Regions from separate parts of the Mus musculus genome. Here regions 2 and 3 are each linked to region 1. A link is a loop called in an ENCODE intact Hi-C map of the cell type or tissue named here. Cell type or tissue: left cerebral cortex. All regions are shown on one strand. Links, peaks and the distances in the headings refer to the core of each region. The heading gives the core; the rest is flanking DNA.

Region 1 (7,149 bases), core at 1,430-5,429:
CAACTTTAATTCCTGCACCTACAGGCATGGTGCTGAGAATTGTTCCTTTACAATCGAGGGAGAGCATACTGCTATGGCACAGTACATGGTTAGAAGTTTCTTCTTTGATACGTTTTCTTCTGATGCTCTTTCACATGTACTACAATAATGATAGTCAATGCACGCAGAGCATTGACGATGATAATAGGCACAGGTTTGGGAGGGATTAGGCTCGACTCTGGCTTTACTGCTTGTTCCTTCAATGGCCCTGAACCAGCAGCCGGAGAGCAGGGATGGTAGGAAGAGCTCACAATGGATCTACTCTGTAATTCCCCCCCCCCCCCCCCGCACTGGTGAGAACTGGTCTGAAAAATGTTATTCTTATCTTCACACAAAGAACTTGGAGAGGACCCCATTGAACACCTTTTCTATTCGTTCTTTGTAACTTGGAAGAACTTGGAGAACTTTTTAAGGTGGCCTGTGATTTGCACAGCATATCCACGATTGGCAAGGAGAGAAGATTGGCTACGAAATGTCTGCATAGAGGTTACACAGGCAAAGGAGACCTGTGCAAAATGTTTCGCTGGGTTATTTCGCCTTGTTTATTGTGGTGGTTTGAATAGGAATGCCCTCCCCCTCCCCTGCCCCCTGGGCTCAAATTTTTGAACTCTTAGTCATTAGGGAATGACCCTACTGGAGAGAGATAAGGAAGCAAGGGCTGGTTGGAGTGGGCGTGGCCTTGTTGGAGTAGGCATGGCCTTGCTGGAGCAGGTATGGCTTTGTTGGAGGAAGTGTGTTCCTGAGGGCGGTAGGTTTTGGGATTTCAACTTCTCAAGCCAGACCCAGTGTCTGTCTTTTCCTGCTGCCTCCCAGTTGGGATATAGACGTCCAAGCTACATTTCCAGCCCCATGTCTGCTGTTTGCTGCCATGCTTCCTGCCATGACAATAATGGGTTAAATCTCTGAATGTAAGGTAGGTCAAATAAAGGTTTTCTTTTATAAAAGTGGCCGTGGTCAAAAATCGAACAGAGTAAGACAGTTATCTCTGAGAAAACTTTGAACATGTCTCTCACCAAACTATGGGCATCAGATTGAGTGGCATAATATAGTACCTGTAAAGAATTACTTGTGATGACCGCCTAAGTCCATTTACCCAGCCAACCACCTACTATCCATCCCACAATTCAAAACTTTTTTGAGATGTGCCAAGTGCCATGCTGTGTTCAATAATGAAAACTGTCCTTACTGAATTAGCGGGTACATTAGTCCATTGAGAATTGGGGGAATACCTGGAATAAAAATGGTTAAACAGTATTAAAGATGATAAATACTCGGGGATTTATTATATACTTTCTTCACTTTTTGGTATGCTTGATAAATCTCCTAATAAAGTTAGATATGAATAAAAACTGTATTTTCTTTGAAGCAAAGGAACTGGATTTGATAGCTGCTATAACACAGGGCAAACCTCACCATGAAGTTATTATATATAGGGTATTAGAAGAGAAATGCTCATGGCAAGCTGGGCAGTGGAAGGAAGCACCTCTTGGTAAAGGCAAGTATACTGTAGGAGGCCTAGCTCAGACTGAGTAATGGATTTAGCCTCATACAGCTCCATTTAAGTGTTAGGCTAGGTTGGAGGTACTTTTGTTCAGAGGGTAAACAATGAAGAACTAGTCTTTTACAATGCCATCGCCTTATCCACTTCTTTCTTCCTTCCCTTGGGTGCTTTAAAGGCAGCAAAGCGAGTAGACATTCACATATCATCACCATGAACCAGGTACTATAGAAAGGCTGCAGGTTATTCTGTGTACATGCTCTCCAGAGCTGGGAACTAGGCGTCCAAGACATTCCTCAAGTTATGGAGAATGTGATACAATCAGGCCAAGGGCAGATCAAGCACACAGCCCTTCCCAATCAAAGCAGAGGGGTGAGGTCAGAAACCTGAGCTGCAGCCGTGGTAGGTTCAAATTCCCATTAGCTTTTGCAGCTTTGAACAAGTCATCTAGCCTCTCCGAGCTGACACAATTTCCTCATTTATAAAGAAGGTGAAGTAAAACCGTGGAAGGGTTTGTTGCTAGAAGCAAATTCAGACCATCAAGCTCATACAACCAAAGGAGGACTCGATAAATGGCAGCCATCATTCTTGGCCAAGTGCTGGCGCGTTCTCCTGGGCGCGCCTCCTGCAGGGTCCCTTAGGACACGCTGGGCCCGCCTCCGAGGCTAGGTCTCAATGCTCACGGCTCTTGGCCCCGCATCTGTGTGTCTACCTGGAGCAAGCGAGGGGCGCCGGCAGGTGGATTGACCAGATCCCCCGAAAGGATCGCCCCCTCCCCGCGGTTCCCATCCCTGTGATGCGAGCAGGTGAGGTTTCGCCTAGGCTGCCGGGATGGCGACCCCAGGAGGGGTCGAGGCGGAGGGCGCAGCTCGAGGCCCGGGGTCCCTCCTGGGGCTGGTTCCATAGCCGGGTTAACCCTGCAGCCAGCTGGGGCGCAGGGCCCGTGGAATGCGCGCTCTGCGGCTGCGAAAACCCGGAGAGGCAGATGGGAGCGCTCGAGGCGCTCGCAGCCAACTCCTCCGCGGTCCGGCCGCCAAGCTGGGCATGCTCAGTGCGGCCGCCGCGCCGCCGTCCGCCAACTCGGGAGCTCGCGCTCCCGGGCCGTGGGGGCGAGAACGCTGGCGACAGCGAGCGACGCCCCCAGGCAGCCGCAAACTTCGCGGCGTCCGCAGTCTGGCGAGCCAGACACCTCGCAACGTCAAATCCAATTCCCCAACCCTAACGGAGCGATGGAGGCTGCGGCCGCCAGGGCGTCCCGGCTGCCCGCCCCTGCCTAGCCGCTAGCTAGGGACCAACAGGTAAACTGTTGGGGGTGGGGATCAGGGCGCGCGACGTCTAGGGGTGGCCCGGGGAGCCCAGTCGCCCGTGCTCCCGATGTGTCCGTCGGTGCTCGCGGCCACCTCTGCTCACCCCCTCCCCAGCCCCGGGAGGGCCAGCAAAGGGTTAAGTCGGCCCCGCGCCACAGCGAGCGCGGCCCCCTCCAGCCGCCGCGGCCGCTGCAGCCGGCAGCCAGCAAAGCGCCCCGGCGCCGCCGAGGGGACCCGCGCAGCTCGTGCACTGGCTGAACCCGGAGGCACCGGCCTCGCTCGGCGTCCGCATCCTCGCCTCTCGCGGCCTCTCTCCCTCCGCGTCCGCGGTTCCGTGCCCGGGCGGCGGGTCCTCCGAGTGCAAAGCTGCGAGCGCCGGGCATGGCGAGCCAGGAAGTGGGCGCGGGCCGCTGCGCAGCACCTCGCGTGCCCGAGGACGCCTAGCTCTCGGCGGGCACCGAGCCTCCCGCCTAGGCGCCAAGAAAAGTTTTTTCCCCCTTTATGCCCCTCCCCCACCCCAGCCTGGGCCCCTCTGGGTGGGTTTGGGTTCATTGGTGAAGAAAGTCACACGTTCCCATCATCTGCTCCTCCCCCTGGGGACCGAGTGGGGGTGGCGGGAGGCCGTGGCCGCGGCGGACCCTGGCCGACCTCCAGCCCGGGCGCCGCCGCCGCCGCCCGCGGAGCAGGCGTCCCGGGGCTCGGCGCAGCGGGGTGCCCACGAAGGCGGCCCCCCTGAGCGCGTCTGCGCGCGGGCAGCGGCCGTCTCCAACCTGCTTTTTCTCCTGCCTGCAGCGCCACGGCGAGCCAGAGTGGAGGGAAGAGGGAGTCTGTCTGCAAAGTGCTGCTCCCTGGTGCTCAGAGGCGGCTGCTCCAGCTCCAGCTCCAACTCTCATTCATTTCGCCGGTTAACATGAGAGATCATGGCCGCCTTCGGGCTTCTCAGCTATGAGCAGAGACCGCTGAAGCGCCCGCGGCTCGGGCCGCCCGACGTCTACCCGCAGGACCCTAAGCAGAAGGAGGTAAGGGCGCCGGCGGCCTCCGCGGTTGTGCGGCGCTCCGCAGCGCTGACCCGGGGCCAAGCTGGCCCGGCGGGCGTCCCCGGCGCTGCGGGGGAAGGGCTGGGGAGGGGATCGGAGGCGGGGCCCGGGTTAGGGTATCAGGGACCCTGAGCTACTGAGACCCGGAGCCTGCCAACCCCCGCGCTCCGCTGGGCGATCGCTCTGCGGGGGGCTGGGTCGCTTCCCGGTTGTCGGGCCTTGCACTGCGCCGCTGGGCGCTTTACCGCTTCTACCTCGCTAGCATCTTCTTGCTCGCTTTCCTCCGTTTTTGCTTGTTTTATTGTTTTTTACTCCGTCGCTTCGATAAATCCTCGTAAACTTTTTGACAAATGCTGGAATGCAGTACATCGGACACTGTGGTCTTGCGTTTTGCGCCAGCGGTATGGGTACGGATGGGGGAGGGACCCTTATCACATCCTCCACTTTGGAATGGAAGTCGTTTTTTAGCGAGGTGATCATATATTTGGCTCGGTGAATGTACCTCTGTATCTCTCGCCTTTAAAAAAAATTTAAGAAAACAATATTGAAGAGAAACACCGAATTTTGTTTCTAGAGAGACAAATTGGCTTTCCCGGAGGCTGTTTTGTATGTGTAAAAGCAGACAAGTTATCTTAGAAAGGAATAGCTTCCAGATTACTTATTTTCTTTGAATGAAATTAAATGGAGAAACCTTGGCTGTTGCACATACAGTAGCTTCAGTGGTTATTGTAAGCTATGTAGGTATGTGTCAGGAGTTAAAAAGTAATTATGTAACAACTCTCCAGCCATAATAATGATCGCCCTTGGCTATACAATTTGCCCAGAGACTTGCCTATCTTCTCTTTTTTGGTTCCCCTGCTCCCCAGCTGTCCTTTGAGACTTTGCCAGCTACAGCCCACCCATCTTCTCTTTTCTATAGTTAAGCATGAAACTGCCATGTATTCTAGTCTTCCCGTGAGCCTGGAAAGTCTATAAAAGTTTGCGTGTCCCCTGATTTCACAAGAGGACTTTGCAAGTCAGAGTTCTTTCAGGCTTCTATTTTGATAAATGTATCCGTCTCTTTAGTAGAGGCTCAGCCCAGACTGGCTAATAATGTGTCTGAGAAATCATCACGAGCAATTCCTTTTGGCCTTCTCCCATTGAGTTTGAGGGTCAGGGAAGTCGATTGAAGATGGCTGGGAAGTTTACAGGTGGGCAGCATGTGCTTATGCAGCTCCTAAGGTCTGGAAAGAAGAGAGACTCTAAAGACCAAGTGTAAAGAAAGGTGATTTTAAAAGTTTTGGCAGGGATAGGGACATTCGTTTCTTAACTTTTCTCATCTTATAATTAGTGCCTCACTAGGTCTTTCTGGAGAGTGACGTAGCTTCGGGTTGGTGGCTTGGATTAGCATGTGTGCTTGTTTATTTAGCATTTATTTTTACATATGACAGTCACTTCAGGACTTGGATCCTGGAAAGAATAATTTTGGACATTGGGTCACTTTCTAGAAATCTAAAGCTGGAAGAAGTGCCTGTAGAGGGTACTTTTTTCCTACTTTGATTTGAGGAGATAGGGTGATTGCAGCTCAGAAGCGCTTGCTTTATCTGAAGTGTGTGGTGAATAAGCACACACTGGGTTATCAGCGCAGCCCTCCTTCAGCCCTGCACTGTGTCCCGGTGACTTGTGCTGCTGCTGCTGCTCCTCGGATTCACTTCCCCCCAGGCGACCGATATTCTATCTCTCTTGAGGAGAGAGTTATATGTGGCTGTAGTCAAATTTGGGTACAATATGGAACAGGTGCTCGGCTGTTTTTTTGGTTGGTGGCGAGCAGATTCCTAAGCTTCAGTTATTTATGTATTATACTACTCCCTCAAATTTCCACCCTGTCCTTGTACAACCAGTAATTTGATCCTTTTATTAACTGTAGATAAACTGTATTGTGTTTTCTGGACAGTCTTGATTTTTTGCAGTTTACTGCAATATGAATATGATTGTATAAGACATCACCCCCCCACACATATATGTTATTATATGCAAACACAAGATATATAATTACACATATTTGAAGGAGGCCAAATCTATACCATTATCCATCAGAGAGCTGTGGTGATTTGTTTGAGAACGGTCACACTGATCTACCCAAGCTGATGTTGAACTCAAGATCTTGCTTCCATTTCTAAAGTCCTGAGATCCTAGACCTGTACCACCACATTGAGATAAAGTATTGATTGAATGGAGGAAGTCCAGGCTTCCGGTTTGACCGTGGTGAGTTTGAATTATGGTTGAGCATCTTAGTGGTTGGCAAATTTGGATCACGCCTCTCTTGTTAACTAGTTTAGTTGTGCTCGTCAGGAAAAACAAGGTAAAACTTTATAATTTTCCTCATGTTTGGGTAAGAAAATCCCTATTCTTCACTGAACCAAAGTTGCCTGATTGCTACCGATGAAGTTTTTATTGATAAGAAGTGGTAAGAGCGTTCTGGAAATAGGGTCCCAGGCTACGGAGTGGAATCCTTCGGGAGGACTCTGTGGAGACAGAATGAAAAGATCCGTTAACCTGCCTCATCAGTTGATCGAATTCATTCACGAGCTTTGCAGTGCCCTGGTCTCCCTTTAGACTTTATTAAATGTGGTGGTAGAGTACTTTGTCATCTGCACATAGACTGCCCTCCCCTTTAAAAATGGGGAATCAGAAAAGCAGGGGTCTTTCTCGAGTCTTCTTCCTCTACAGCTTATCTCCTTACCCATAGTATGTACTCACCAGTGTGTCTTGCCTGGTGTGCCTCTGGGATAGTTTGGATTTCTAACTAATCTGATGCTGCTCCTGAGTTTCACCAACTTGATGAGCTTCTTTTCTGGCTTTAGGCTGACTTTTCTCCTTCCTGGAACTCTTGTCTACCTGGTCACCTGCCTGCCTTTTCTCCTCCAAACTCAACATTTCATCCTGTTCTCATATAGCTGTGACCTAGCAGGTGGGGCCTGGAGCCATTCTGTTTGCCTGAATCTTGGCTGTTTTGTCCACACACCCTGTTTTCTCCCTGTAAACCATCTTTTCCCCTTTTAGAGTTGAATGAGACTGCTACTTTCCTGCAAGGTGGTTGGATAGAATTTACGTGAGGAACTTCAATTAGAGTTGGTCATAGATTCAGCATGCAACAATTTCCTTTTGAAAATTACTGTCAGGTCTGTCTGTCATCATGTTGGTCTCAGCCCAGGGAACTTCTCAGGCCTTTGTGGTGTGTGTATTGCTTGCAGTTATTTGTTTTTTTATCTGGCCATTTCCTACCAGT
Region 2 (7,149 bases), core at 1,756-5,755, 310 kb before region 1:
TGCTCATGGATTGGTAGAATATAGTAAAAATGGCCACCTTACCAAAAGCAATCTACAGATTTAATGCAATTTCCATACATATTCCAATTATTCACAGATCTTAAAAGGACAATTCTCAGCTTCGTATTGAAACACAAATAAACCCAAGAAAGCTAAAACAATCCTGGACAATAAAAGAACTGCTGGAGGTTTCATCATTCCCAATTCCAAGTTGTACTACAGAGCTATCTAATACAAACCACATGGCGTTGGCACAAAACCAGAGACTGATCAATGGATGAAACTGAAAACCCAGATGCAAACACAGACCTATGGACATTTAATTTTTTATAAAGAAACCAGAAGTACACACTAGAAAAAAGGATGCATCTTCAGCAAATGGTGCTGGTCCAACCGGATACCTGTATGCATAAGACTCCAATACTCATCACCCCACAAAGCTCAACTCTAGATGGGTCAAAGACCTCAACATGAAACCAGATACACTGAATCTGATAGAAGAGAAAGTGGGGAATAGCCTTGAGCTCATTGGCACAGGAAAGGAATTTCTAAACAGAACACTGTTAGCATGGGTACTAAGATCAACCCATGGATCTGAAAAGCTTCTGTAAGGCAAAGGACACCGTCATTCAGACAAAATGCAGACGATAGAACTGGGAAAGATTTTCACCAACTCCACGCCTGACAGAGGGCTAATACCTAAACCATATAAAGAATTCAACACACTAGGTGTCAACAAACCAAATAATCCAATTTTTCAAAATGGGATACAGATCTAAACAGAGAATTCTCAACGGGGGAAACGTAAAGTGGCAGAGAAACACCTTAAGAAATGTTTGGCATCCTTAGCCATCAGGGGAATATAAATCAAAATGACTTTGAGATTCTATTTTCTGCCTGTCAGAATGGCTGAGTTCAGTAACACAAGAGACAGCCTCATGCCGGTGAGGATGTGGAATAAGAGGAGCACCCATGCACTGTTGGGAGGAGTGTGAATTCACACAGCCGCAGTGGTAATCAGTGTGGTGGTTCCTCAGGAAGATGGGGATCTACCTCAAGACTCAGCTCTACCACTCTTGGGCACATATCCAAAGGGTGCTTCCTCCTACCGCAGTGACACTCGTTCAGACATGTTCATAATTCCTAGATGTCTCCCTAAAGAAGAATGGATAGAGAACGTGTGGAACGGTTTACACAGTGAGTATTACTCAGTCATTAAGAAGAATGCCATTTGCAGGTAAATAGAATTAGAAAGAGTTTATCCTGAGCGAGGCACAGTGATGGAGGACAGATGCTGACACACAGCATGCACAGGGTCCTCTGGGTGTATATTACGGCTTCCAGAATGGGAGAACAAGTGGGTCTCTGGCTGTGCCTTCTCTGGCTCCTTTCCTTATCGTTACCATTCCTTAGAAGCTTATTCTTTTCTAATGAGAGACAGAAAGGGGGATCAGAATGCAAGGGGAGGTGGGAAGGAACTGGGAGGAGCAGAGGGAGGGGAAATTATAATCAGGTTGTATTATAGGAGGGGGAAAATCTGCTTCCAATAAAAGGGGGCGGCATGAAACTATTTTATCCGAATTGCCCAGATGCAGCACCTGAGTTGAGTGAATTAGTAAGCAGGACCTGGGGTGGGGCTAAAGGCAAGCAAGTTAATAAGCTGACCCTATAGCCTAAACCCTTATTTGAATAAGCTATTTTAATTGGGTTTGTAGCTGGGCAGAAGGCCAAAGTAACTCACTCATTTTACTGACTTGACTATGAAGCCTAAAACGAAAATTTCCAGTGAGCTATTTTTAATTTAAAACAGCTCTTGCCCTAAAAATTAATCACTAAGGAGATAGGCAAGACAAAACAGTCTCAGGTAGAACAATTACTTTCATTAAAAAAAATCTCAGAAATATTAACATTATTCCCACCTATAAGTTCAGAAAATGAACTCCTTGACAGAGGTCTAGGTTAGAAAGAGGCATATAAATGAGACTGTGGGGAGTTTTGTAAGGGTTTCAGTGTTGGCAACAGGATGTTATAGCAGAACCACACAATGTAATGCTATCAGTCATTTAAAATACAGGAGATCAAGTCAAGTTTCAGGTGAGGATATTATTAGTAAACCTGGTTGGCAGAGGAAAAAAAAAACACTATCTCTGTGAGTATTAAAAAAAAGAAGCTTTCAGATATAGACATGCATGATTCCATTAATTTAGCCGTGAGGATGTAAACACAGGTCCTAAACAAACCATTGGAGCCATGGGAATGAGAGCTCGGACTTTGACTTGTGGTTTGCCCACCCCACCCCACCCCCCAGCACAGGCAACTAAATAAAATGCTGTCACTGGAGAGAGAACTAATAACGCTCTTAAGTGTCTGCGTTGAGTCCTTGTGGACTCGAGTTCATCGCAGTTAGTCAAACAAACAAACCAAAACAAAAACCAAACAGCAGCTACAACTTCTGAGTCCTCCGCAAGTCTGGGAAGCTGAGAGAAGGCGTGGCTTGCTGGGTTTTCTGGGCTCCCGTGCTAAGCAGGCAGTATCCGCTTCCCCTTACAAAGCGCTCTCTCAAGTGCTCCAGATCTTGGGCACTGGGTCCAGGAGGAATCCAGGACCGTTCTCGCCAAGCTCAGCGCTGGAAACCGTCCGCTTCCTTCCTCCACAATCTCCACTGCCAGCTTCCCTGTTCACATTAAGCTGCCCAGGCTTTATAGAGCACACCCCTGCGGTGGACGCGGCGGCACTTGGCTGGGAGAGCTGGGATGCTTCTAAACCGTCATCAAGTGCCAACTTATCTACAGTCAGTGCTCCGGCAAACGTCAACCCTAGTTGCTAGTTCCCAAAATGGACAGGTTGGCCTGGAAACAATAGACAAGGTACACACACGTACACACCGGAGACAGAGAGAGTGCGCCAGAGAGAGAGAGAGAGAGAGAGAGAGAGAGAGAGAGAGAGAGAGAGAGAGAGAGAGAGAGAGAGAGAGAGAGAGGGAGGAGAGAGAGAGAGACAGACAGAGAGAGAGAGAGAGAGAGAGAGAGAGAGAGAGGAGAGGAGAAAGACAGACAGACAGATGGAAACAGTGAAATGCCATTCGCCTCTTAGGGCCTTCAAGTGCGCTGGAGGGCACCGGAACTCTGGAAGGTTCCTTGGCAGATCTGCGGATGGTGGCTGGACTTACCTTACAGGGAAACAGAACTGCCGAGGCGACCTTCTCCATAGCCAGGTTCCTGATGCTGGGCGTTAGGGCGCCCCTGCACGTCGGGCAGCAGCTTAACTTCTGGCGGCATTGGTTACACACCAGGTGCCCGGCCTGGCACTGCAGAATGGGGGGCAGGACATAGTCAAAGCAGACCGGGCACTCGAAGAGCGAGGTCAGCTCGTGGTGCTGCGGGGACACCGGGTCGGCCCCGCCGCCGGCTCCGGGGCCTGAGATCACCGCTGCCGCGGCGGGCACCGCGGACGAGCCGGGGCCCGCTGCCGAGATGGTGGCGGCGGCCGGGGGCGCAGCCGGGGACGGGGCGTGCGGGGTCTGAGGCGGCGGCGGCTGCTTGCTGCAGGGTTTGTTAGCGCTGGGGCCGGTGGAGGACGGGCGGCTCATCGCGCTCCGAGCCCACCATGGACCTGCGGGCGTCTGCCTGCCGCGGGGCCGCCCGGGTTAAGGCGGTGCGCGCCCCGCGGGTGGCGGGCTCCGGGGCAACGCCACGGCGCCCAGCCCGGGGGACCCAGCGCGGACCCGACCGGCACCGGGAGGGCGGGGACCGGACCGCGCCGATCCTCTCGGCGGCACCCGGATGGTCGTCGCTCTCGGGGCTCGCGGCCGTGCGGTGCCCTCCTCCGGCGGCGTTCTGGTGCGCAGAGCCCTGGCCCACTCGCTTCAGGAGCGGCAGCTGACGCAAGCCCCGGGGGCGCGCGCGGACGTGACGCTAAGACACGTGTGCGGCCGACCCGGCACTCAGGGACTGGCAGAGCCACCCTGCGGCCCGCGCAGCTCCGCCCGACCCAGCTGGCAGCGCCCGAGCGGTTTCCTCGCTGGGAGCCCTTGAATGAGTCGATCGCCGCCGCGTGGGGTCGCTTCTCTGCGACAGTGGAAGCCGGCAGCCCAGGGAAAGGACGTAGCCCGAGTCTCCCGACCCTTCCCAGGGGACCTACGCCGACCCGCACCGACTCCAGCTAGAAGGGCAACTGCTGGCCCGGCGTGGGCGTGGAGGGCGCGCGAGTGCGCCGGGGGCGGGGCGGGGCTGGGCGGGGCGGGGGGCGGGGCTCGGAATCCCACGTTTCTTTTAGCCATTGACGCGCTGGAGCAGCTGGCGATCAGGCTACTCGGCCGGTAGCTTGACACGCGGGGGCGGGACCCGGAGTCGGGCGGGAGCCGCGCGAAGGCCTCGGGTGTGGCCCGGCAGTTAGGTACGAGGGTGGGCTCTTCAGTGGTTGGGACCTTAACGCTAGGTTTTCCTTCGAAAGCCCACTGGCGAAAGCTTCTTGGAATTGGCCGCCTCTGATTGAGAGAACCTGAACCTCTTTGACAACTCTGACTCGATGGAGAATTAAAACCTCCAAGGAATACCATACACGTGGGTTGGGTTTGTGAGGCCCCAAATGACAGGAGACCCTCTGGTGCCTGAGTCCTTAACGTCTAGTCCTGGTCCAAACCTTAGGCTTTTAGCTTACTTACCTGGGGCTTTGGGAAGAAGGAAATGGGTGAGGTCAACCTACCCCTTACCAACCCTCAGCTTGACAGGATTGGTGCTGGATTCTTCCTGAGTTGTCTTTGTACACCCGACATATGGAAAGTCTCTAAGATCCCCATCTTAGAGGTGTAAAAGGCACCCACGGGAGCTGGAGGGACGCCTCAACATACTACTCTTAGAGGACCAGACTTTGGTCCCCAGCACCCACAACTGCCTGTAACCCCAGCTCCAGGGGATCTGATACCATTTGGTACCAGTACACATTATATACACACATGCCCATAAATAAAAATAAACCTTAAGTGTGGTGGGGGTGGGACAGGGGACATCTACAGCCTACCTTCCGGTCTAGCAATAAGAGAACTCTCCGAGGGTTCCCCTAGTCTCAGTAAAACTTATTTCCAGGTACTCTTCACCATTCAGAACCCCAGAATTAGAGAGCGCCTGAGAGTTTGGAGTGAACCGTATAATGGACATACCCTGCACACAATTGCTATGGCAAGCGTTTTATGCCTGAACTGATGACACTGGAATTGGAAAAAGCTAGTATTGATACTCTTTGTAGGAAAACAGAGATTAGTCAGGATAGGGTAAAATAGTGCCCTGTGACTTCGAGCGAAATTCTTTTTAATATCCTGACTTAGTTTGTGACTGTCTTGTGTGCACACGTGGAGGTCAGAGGACAGGTTTGTGGGAGTCGACTTTCTCAAGTTGGCAGGCTTGATGCAGGCACCACTACCCTCCTGAGCCACCTTCCTGGCTCCAGTCTCCTACTCTGTAAAAGTGAATTTAAACAATTTGAGTTTCTCTGTGCCATTCTTGTAGAACCTCATCCATCATAGCCACCTTGTAAATGATAGCCGTAGTTTAAAAATAACAGTGAATATTTATTATTAGAGTCAATGAATAGAATCTGCTCAAAGAAAAAAAAACAAAGTTAAATTTTGTAATCTAGAAAGACTTCATGAGTAACTGGGTTATCTAAAGTTGTAGAGAAAAACTTAGTGATACATGCCACCTAATCACCCTGCAAATATTCCCTTTGTGTATGCCAGCCACTGTCCTGAGAAGAGTTCTTACTCATTTAAATTCTAGGACAGAAGCAGGAGTGGTAAACCGCTCAGGCAGGGCAAAGGATCTCCGAGGTTTGGGAAATGTCCAGACTGCAGGCCTATAAACTCAGCTCCTTAGGGGTGCTGAGTGAGAAGGATGCTAAACTCAAAGGCTACCTGAGTTACAAAGTGACTTCAAGGCCGGCATGAACAACTTAGTGATACTGTCTACAGTTGAAAAGAAAGGCTAGGGGTGTAGCTTAGTGGCATGGTGTTTGTCTGGCTTATGCAAGGTCTTAGGTTCAATTCCTAGTAATTCGAAAAGGGAAAAGAATACAGTGGGGGTTTGGGGGGTGGAAAGACTGTGAAAAGTGGATGCACACAGAGGATGTATTACAGATGGACTGGCACTTGGTGTGTGTAGTGGGAGTGTTACATACACTAGCTATGTATGAAACTAGTATATGGACAGCTAACAAAGGAATAAGGCATCTGCCTCCGATTCACCTTGGGTTTTGTTTTTGTTTTTTCAAGACAGGGTTTCTCTGTGTAGCCCTGGCTGTCCAAGAACTCACTCAGTAGACCAGGCTGGCCTCGAACTCAGAAATCTGCCTGCCTCTGCCTCCCAAGTGCTGGGATGAAAGGGGTGTGCCACCACTGACCAGCTCACTGTGGCCTTTTTTTTTTTTTTTAAAGCCCTGTAATATACTGAACTTGAACTTCTAGATTGGTGCTATGGGGACTATAAAATAGTATTTATTGAGCACCCACTATATGGGTAAAATGGGTTTTTAGATTTCCAGGCACGTCATAGGGTGGATACTATGGTTATAGTCGAGGAAACAGAGGCATAGGGAGTTTGGTTTGCTCAGATTCACAGAGCCAAGATGGCTGGAACCTGCTCCAGAGCTCGTATCTTATCTGACTCCTACTTTGCTAAGATGAGGTGATTAGCTCACTCACCATAAAAAGAAATCAGCTCCAGAGACCATAATGAAGTGCTGCCCTGTGTAGGCAGTCGTCATTCATTCTTAGCTGGTCTGAACAGGAAAGTATTCTGTTTATTCATTGTTCACCTCTGTTGGGCACACACAAAAAATGGTAGGAAATAAAAGCACCCACGGTCTCACCTTTATTGGAGAGAATATATATATATATATTCAAGTTAGAACCCTAGCAGTTGGAATTTATGACAGACTGCATTCCCTTGTCTCTCTGACCTCTGTCCTCTGTCAGAGACTCCCCATTTCCAGAGTTTGAGAATGTTTGCTGCAGAAGTGGGGTCTTTGCTTTGGCCATACTGACAAGTTCTAGCAGGTTCTGATATTTCAAAATGAAGTATGGTTTCAGAGGCTGCTGAAAAAGAAAAGAAAAGAAAAGAAAAGAAAAGAAAAGAAAAAGAAAAGACCCTAAAACAA
Region 3 (7,149 bases), core at 1,092-5,091, 53 kb after region 1:
ACTTATTTGGACAAAGAACTTTGCAGAATTAGGTAGAATTGATCGCAAAACATCCTCCCTTGAGATTAGCTTTTCCTGTATCCAAAGGAGCTCTGCAAATTGCCATGGGAAAAAAAAAAAGCAGTCAACACTCCTATCCAAGAAGTGAAGTGTAAGTATACAAACCGTAACAATGACCAACAAGACACGCTCTCCCCAAGGGTGCAGCGATAGTGTCACTTACGTCCTGACAGCTGTCCAGTTGGATTTAAGACCCCCTGAAAGGGGAGAATTCATGCAGTACTATAAACCTGGCCAGCTACCCATAGCTGGTGAGCCCGTGGGCTTTAGAGCAGAACAACCAAGTCACTTTCATAAAACAGTATGATTCCTAGTTATGTTATAAACAGTTATCTTTATAATCACAGACAGACACGTGTAGCTCCTACCCTCATCAAAGAATCTTCTTTGTGTAGCCGATAAATAACATGGCAGAAATCTACAACGGCTCAAAATGCAGAAAGCAACAGGTTATAGGGTATCTAGCACCAACTACTGTGTCAACAACACAACCTCCGTACCTAAGGGTCAGTTAAAATCACGGAAGAGGGGTCAGAAAGATTGTAAGAGCCAGCGGACCAGAAAGTCTGCTGTGAGATGGGATCTTCTGCAAGCTACGAGAAAGCTATACCCATAAAAATCTCAAAAATATGGTTACTTAAAAGAAGATCAGTGTCACAACAACATCAGTTGGCATGCCAACATGGGAGCGGGAAATATGACAAAGCATCACCCCTTAGATGGAGGACTCTAGATGGCTAATGGCTGCTGAGAGAGAAAGAATCCTCCTTCTCCAAGGAGGAGACCTTTGATAGGTTATCTAATCCAAGGGGCCAGCCTCAAACACTATTAAATGCCACTAGGAGTGGGCCTTTGGGAATTGTAGTCCAGCACCACTTCCAGTTCTAGCCTGTCTTTCTCAAATGTGCACAGCCCGTTTGAAGTCCAGGACCTTTGTGCTACTCACGTCAGGTGCCCGAGGCTAGGAGAGATGTAGTGGGATGAGGGATGAAGGGCTATCAATTGAGTGCTCATTTGTTTTGAAGATTTATTACTTAGAACATAAACCAGGAAATTTAATATCAACCCGACACTTTCTGTGTATGTGTGTTTTAAATAGGTAAATATATACGGTCTTAAAAAAACACTAACTGCTCAAAGTGGACTGCTGATGTTTTTGTAGCTTGAGTGAAATGTTAATTCTGTGATGGTTAGAAAGCTGCTTTAAAACAAAGAGAACAAAACAGCGAAGGGCTTAAGTTATAGAGTTATCTTATATAAACTGCGTATAGCCTTCAAAGCCAATTGTCTTTAATGAATTTTTCTAAAGCCCGAGTCAGCTCTGCTGTATTGGAGTTCAGATTGCATTGAGTGTGGGTACAGAAAACAGTTATTAGTCACTAGGGTGTCAGGGAGGTTGTGAGTGTGTTGCATGCAAAGTGAACAGAGGTTAACTAGGTGGACAGATCATGCTCGGTGTCTGGGAAGATTAAGGATGGGCTTCTGGGGTGTTGACAGCAGGCACAAGGACTATCTTTTGGCTGCTCTGTATAATGTGGAAGTTACTGTGCTTTGTAGCTTCTTGGTCTGGAGCTATTTTGTATGGTCACCTGGTGATAAGATGTCTTGTATTGTGTCCTCACAAAAAGCCTAGCTGTCTATGGTTTGATCAGAAGTAGACGAATTAGAGTGGCTTCTCACTGTGTGTGGGTGTAGTGTGTGTACATATTCGTGTATATGTGTGTGCATATTTGTGTGTGTATATATATATATATATATATATATATATATATATATGTATGTGTATGTGTGTGGTGTGTTTGTGTCTCTGTGTATGTGGAGTTAAATGAATGCTGTGCCATTTTTATTGTTGAAAAATTTCACAAACTACCATCAGCAGTATGATCATGGCATGAACTTCATTCTGGCAGAGGAAAGAGGAGAGGAGAGTTTTAGTTTTGCTGGCCAAGGGATCGAACCTGCTCCTACCAGCTATAAGAGCTATACCAGCTATAAGTATCATATGTAAGAATACACTCAGGTCTGCTGCTTTGCTGGGGTGGGGGGCTGGTAGCAGCTGCCTTTCTCTAGCTACACTCCTCTGTGTCTCCTGCCACCAAGATCCTCAGGAGGGACCCCCCTCCCGCCATTCCTGAGGTCTCTTCTCCGTCTTGGGGGACAGATTCTTGCTGTGGTAGGGCCCACTGTGTTGTGTACACAGGGCAGCAAAGGCATTAGCTGGCCAACAAGTCTGTTGTCTTGCTGGAAACTTTCTCTCCTGGGCCTGGTCCCTGGGGAGAGGAAACATGTCCTAAGGGGTTAATTAAAAGTACTAGCTCAGTCTTCATAAATATTGCCCTGTTTTTCATACTGGGAACCTCTCACTATGCCAAGGCAAAAGTCATTGCACACTGAGGTATCCACAGAAATCTGTAATGATCTCAAAATTAAAAGTGTAGTTAAAGGAGGAGGTTAATGTACCCACAGTGAATGCAGCCTCCCACCTCCCAGTAGCCCTGTGTGTCCCACAGGGTGGCACTGTTATCTCCCCAGCCACTCCACTGTGAATCCGGAAGCTTCCCTAATCGAGCAGCCCTTCCCTTCATCTCTGTTATCAGGCTGGCTACTGTTTTCCTCCAGCAAGGGCCCCACTCCTACCTCTCCTCTGTTCCCTACCAGGGTCACATCCCCGCTGAATGTGGTAGCCCCTGCTCACTTTGCTTATGCAACTTCCTGAGAGTTAGTTTCCATTTATGTATTGGATCCTGGTACTCCTTTGACCAGAATTCTTCAGTGCCTTTTAAACATTTGTGAAAGGCTGTACTCCCGTGAAGTCGCTGCCTGGGTTGCTGGCTTGAGACCGTTCTTGGATGGATGAATGTTTCACTAGTGCCCTCTTGTGGTCATTTTACAATCGCTTGGGAACCTCTAGCTGCTGGAGCCTCTGCTTCCATTGCTGCTTCTGCCTGTGAAACTCATTTGTGCTTCCCTTCTAGAAGTGACAGACTGCCACCCTTCATCTCCCCTCCCGAGTCCCACAGCACACCAGAGCATCTCTCCCACTGCTGCTGGTCCCTCTGCACACCCATGTCTCTCTGGACCTCATCAATGACGTGCCTCGGGTGGTTTCTCTCTTAATTCTCTTAGAAGTTCCCAGGAGAACCTCCAGCCCGTGTAGCTAAGTGCTGACGGCTTCTATTTTAGATATTTATTCTTTGTTTCTTTCTAGGACATATTCGTGATTTCATGGCAGCAGTGGTTTGTATAATATGTAGTGTCTTTGGACAATAAAGCCAGTTTAAAAATAACACAGGGAAACCTTGTATGCACATAAAACTAGATAGTTATTTGATAAGGCATTTACTTTGTTGGCACACATGAGCTCTCTCTGCTGGTGAGTCACATCCGAACAGAAGAAAATATTAAGGAGTTATTATTATGTTATTATTGGCCTGTGTATGTAACATGTATGTGGACACCTGTGGAGGTCATTGGCTCCCTTGCAGCTGGAGTCACAGATGGCTGTGAGCTGCCTGCTGTGTGGGCTTGGAACTGAACTCCGGTCCTCTGGAAAAGCAGTAAGGGCACTTACCTGCTGAACATCTTCCCAGCCACCAGCAAATGTTTTCAAAGGATTAATGTGTCTGGTCACTTATTGCGTTGTAGTGTTTCTGCTGTGTACAGTTGCTTGCTACCCTTTCCTCTCTGCTCTCTAACTCCCTCGCAGCCAGAAGGGCGTGCTTCCTGATAGTTCAGCAGACATAGTAGCCTAGCCAGTGCTTTCACTCCCTTGGCCTCCCGTCATATTGGAATGGTAGCTATGATTTATGCTGTTGTTTATCCAGGCTGCTAGTCAACACACTGGCAAGCACGTTTTCATTCCAGAAGTTAACATTGGCCGAATCGGGATTTTGGATAATTATAACTTTACAAATCATATTGTTGTGGATATTAAAAAGAATGTAGAAGTTTGTAAGTCCCCTCACCCTCGACCCACCTTTAACCCTAAACTTATGGCCACTCTGGCTTCTCCCTCTCATCTCCCCCAACTGCCCTCTCTTCCAGAGATCATAGAATTTACTTTTATTTTACTTTGTGAAATGTAGATAATTTCTTACTGGAAATAAAGTATCTTAAGAAAAAAACAGATCACTTCCTTGAGATGTAATTCATATGCTATATAATTAACCCATGCATAAAATCAGCCCAAAGATGTTTGTGTGTTCATAGTTATAAAGCCATCTGTTGGTGATAAATCGTTTCCTAAGAAGACACAACACTCACCCCAGATAGGGACCCCACCCCAAATCCAACTTGATGAACAAGCGAGCTTTTTTTTTTTTTGGTTACTTACAGGAATATGGGTGAGGGGTTACTTACTGGAGCAGAATTGACTCACAGATTGTTGCATCACCAAGGCCCACCCCAGCCTGGGTGACAGCTCACAAAAGCTGGGAGCCTAGAGCACACTGTATAGCCTGCAGGCAGTGGAGCAGCTTCGAGAGTGTCTTTCGCAAGTAACTCTGCTCTAAGCCACTCCCAGGCAGCTCAGCTGGTTTCAAGAATCTTCTTTGCAGATTGACATCTTTGAATCTTTGCAGTTCTGTTCCCCCTTTCCAGAGACTCAACCTGTGGGTTACAACCCCTTTGGGGTTGAAATGGCCCTTTCACAGGAACCACCTAAGAGCATCAGAAAACACAGATGTACAGTTCATAACAGTAGCAAAATTACAGTTATAAAATAGCAATGAAAATAATTTTGTGGTGGGGTGTGTGTGGCTGCAAAATGAGGAGAGCTGTATTAAAGGGTCACAGCACCGGGGAAGTTTCGAACCTTCTTGCGAACCTTCTCGCTTAGTCTCAGAGGGTCTCTCCCTTTATTGCCTGCTCTGGCAGGCAAGGACTTTCTGCTTAAGTAGCTTCCCTGCAGGATGGGATGTTTCAGTCTTGGAGGAAACATTTGTATCACCATCAACCCCATTTTAGAACATTTTCACCACTTGTAAAACCCCATATTCATTAACATCACTAGTTTACTTTTGTATAGATTTTCTTATTTTGGACATCATAAGCCATATAATATATAGGTCTACCAAACTAGCATTTTTTCACTTAGTATTTTCGATCGTTCCTCCATGCTATGGCAGGTCTCATAAGCAAAGCATTCCCTGTATATGTCATCACTATTGCTGCATCGTAGGCACACACCACATTTCGGTCACTCAGCAGTTGATGCTTAGATTTACTTCTTGTCATTTGGAGTCCCGATGCACTCCGTGTGCATGTGTATACAGTCTTCGTGTAGATACGTGTATGCTATCTCTCTGTGCATAGCTGGCTGTAAGGTAGTGGGGTTACATTGTGTTTCCATGTTTAACTTTTTGAGGGGTGGCCAGACGTCTCTTTTTTCTTCAGTGTCACCTTCTCGTCAGCCGTCCAAATGGATCCCCCTCCTCCCACATCTTGGCCAATGCTTGTGACTGTGTTTTCCTTGTGGTCATCATAGTTTTGGGTCACTGTGCTTTTGCTTTGCAGGTTTTTTTTTTCTTCTCCTTAGCTTCTGATGTTGAGCACCTCTGAATGTGCCTTTTGCCTATTTGTTTATCCTCATTGGAGAAGAATGCATTCGAGTCTCCCCAAACCTAATCTTAAAGCTAGATGTCTTCTACATATTGAGTTGTAATGATTCTTTATGAGTTCTAGACAGAAGCCCTTTCTTGGGGATGTGGTTTTCCTAATCTCTCACCATCGGTTGGTTATCTTTTACAGGTGGTATTAATCAAGGAAGTGTGTTAACGTGAAATAGAATGGTGGTGGACGAGCCTTCAGTGTTTCTTACATAGTGTTTAGAAATGGAGTGTGCAGCTCATACACGCTGCAGCTGAATTTTCTCAGTCAGCCAGCTGCTAAGTCTGCCTGATGGCCCCCTGAAGGCTTGAGTGATGCCCCCAAGTAAGGAGGCTCTCACCTCTGACCAGAGTGCTGTAGCAACCTGATTACCTTCAGCATGTGCTCCTTTGTCCCTGGTTACAATTGCGTTTTGTTTCTTAGCCGCTCTCATTCCTTTCACATAGTTTCCAACTGCTTTTGTAAAAGGAAAGATTGTGTCCAGGAGAGCTAGCTATCATAGAACTAAAGGGTATTTACCCACACGTTTACAGGCGAGTTTCTTCACAAAGAATGCAAACTGCATGGATAGGAGATACTGGTTGCTCGTTTAGAGGACCCAGGTTTGATTTGAAGCATCCACATGGTGGCTCACAATCATCTTTAATTCCAGGACCATCAGATCTGATACTCTCTTCTGGTGTCATGGGCACAAGACATGTACGTGGTATATATACAGGCAAAACACCCACATACAAAGAAAGTAAATTATAGTGTTTGCATGGATGTTTGATAGCACAATAATGTTTCTAGTTAGAACAATGTTAAGGCCTTTAGTCTTTTTTTTTTTTTTCCTTCTGTAGTGATGTTACAAACCCCTTATGTAGTGATGACGTTGTTAAGTTCCTGCTAAGAACCGAAAGGCAGAATCAGTAGGTAGGGACTCGATTTCTATTTTGAAAGGACTTCATGATGTGTTGGTTGAAGTCAATACTTAATTTTACGGAAATAAAGCAGATTGAGGCGGTAACACTCAGAGATGGGTGAACCATCCCCACCAGGTGGAGGCCCAGGATGCAGAGGCCAGAGTAGTGTGACATCTCATATGGTCCCAGAAACATTTCTGCTCAGGTAAGCAGAACACAGCTTTCCAGACAAGCACAGCCTCCAAGCACCAGAGCAGCTCGAGTAGTGCAGTGCAGTGCCATGCACACTAGCAGGCAGCATTTGAGACGCGTGTCGTTTCTGTGTAAGAAGCTTGGTCTTCATTCCTTAGGGCCAATGGATCCATTGAAAGCCTTTGAGCCTCGAAACCAGACTTGACCGCTTCCATGAACGTTGTACCAGGCATTATGATATCAGTTGGGTGTTACCTTAGCTGAGTGGGGGGGGGGGGGTCAAGGTCTGATATCAGAAGCAGCACATGCTGTCCAATGGCAGCCAGTGTCACTGTTCCCTTCTAGAATCTGTGGTCCTACTGATCAGGTCCTATCTTGCACTCAG

What was found. Peaks named below come from ENCODE experiments on the same cell type or tissue, not always from the same donor. Only the 100,000 strongest peaks of a DNase experiment are listed, where the experiment ranks them.
Region 2: a loop joins it to region 1, with 2.7 times the contacts of the local background. A loop is called at or near these places in 2 of 42 quality-filtered maps.
Region 3: it touches region 1 in a loop (4-fold over the local background); 5 of 42 quality-filtered maps call a loop at or near these places.

What each region holds. Positions count from the first base shown.
Region 1 is chr3:59,003,238-59,010,386 of GRCm38, forward strand. Med12l (mediator complex subunit 12-like) reads left to right here and starts at 3,741. Exons shown (of 44, transcript NM_177855.3): 1 at 3,741-3,863. The coding sequence starts at 3,765. In left cerebral cortex, for the core only: CTCF peaks have their summits at 2,775 and 3,691 (motif pointing left); DNase peaks (open chromatin) are centred at 2,586, 3,661, 4,113, 4,239 and 1 more place; H3K4me3 peaks cover 3,275 bases; H3K27ac peaks cover 2,496 bases.
Region 2 is chr3:58,688,227-58,695,375 of GRCm38, forward strand. It overlaps Siah2 (siah E3 ubiquitin protein ligase 2), which reads right to left and starts at 4,162. Exons shown (of 2, transcript NM_009174.3): 1 at 3,170-4,162. The coding sequence starts at 3,589. It overlaps 4930593A02Rik (RIKEN cDNA 4930593A02 gene), which reads left to right and starts at 4,363. Exons shown (of 9, transcript NR_045167.1): 1 at 4,363-4,395. In left cerebral cortex, for the core only: CTCF peaks have their summits at 3,261 and 4,026; DNase peaks (open chromatin) are centred at 2,645, 3,232, 3,948, 4,740 and 2 more places; H3K4me3 peaks cover 3,079 bases; H3K27ac peaks cover 2,268 bases.
Region 3 is chr3:59,056,503-59,063,651 of GRCm38, forward strand. All of the region lies in intron 4 of Med12l (mediator complex subunit 12-like), which reads left to right. Among named protein-coding and RNA genes, the nearest start is that of Gpr171, 42 kb to the right of the region's middle. In left cerebral cortex, for the core only: a CTCF peak has its summit at 2,937 (motif pointing left); a DNase peak (open chromatin) is centred at 2,929.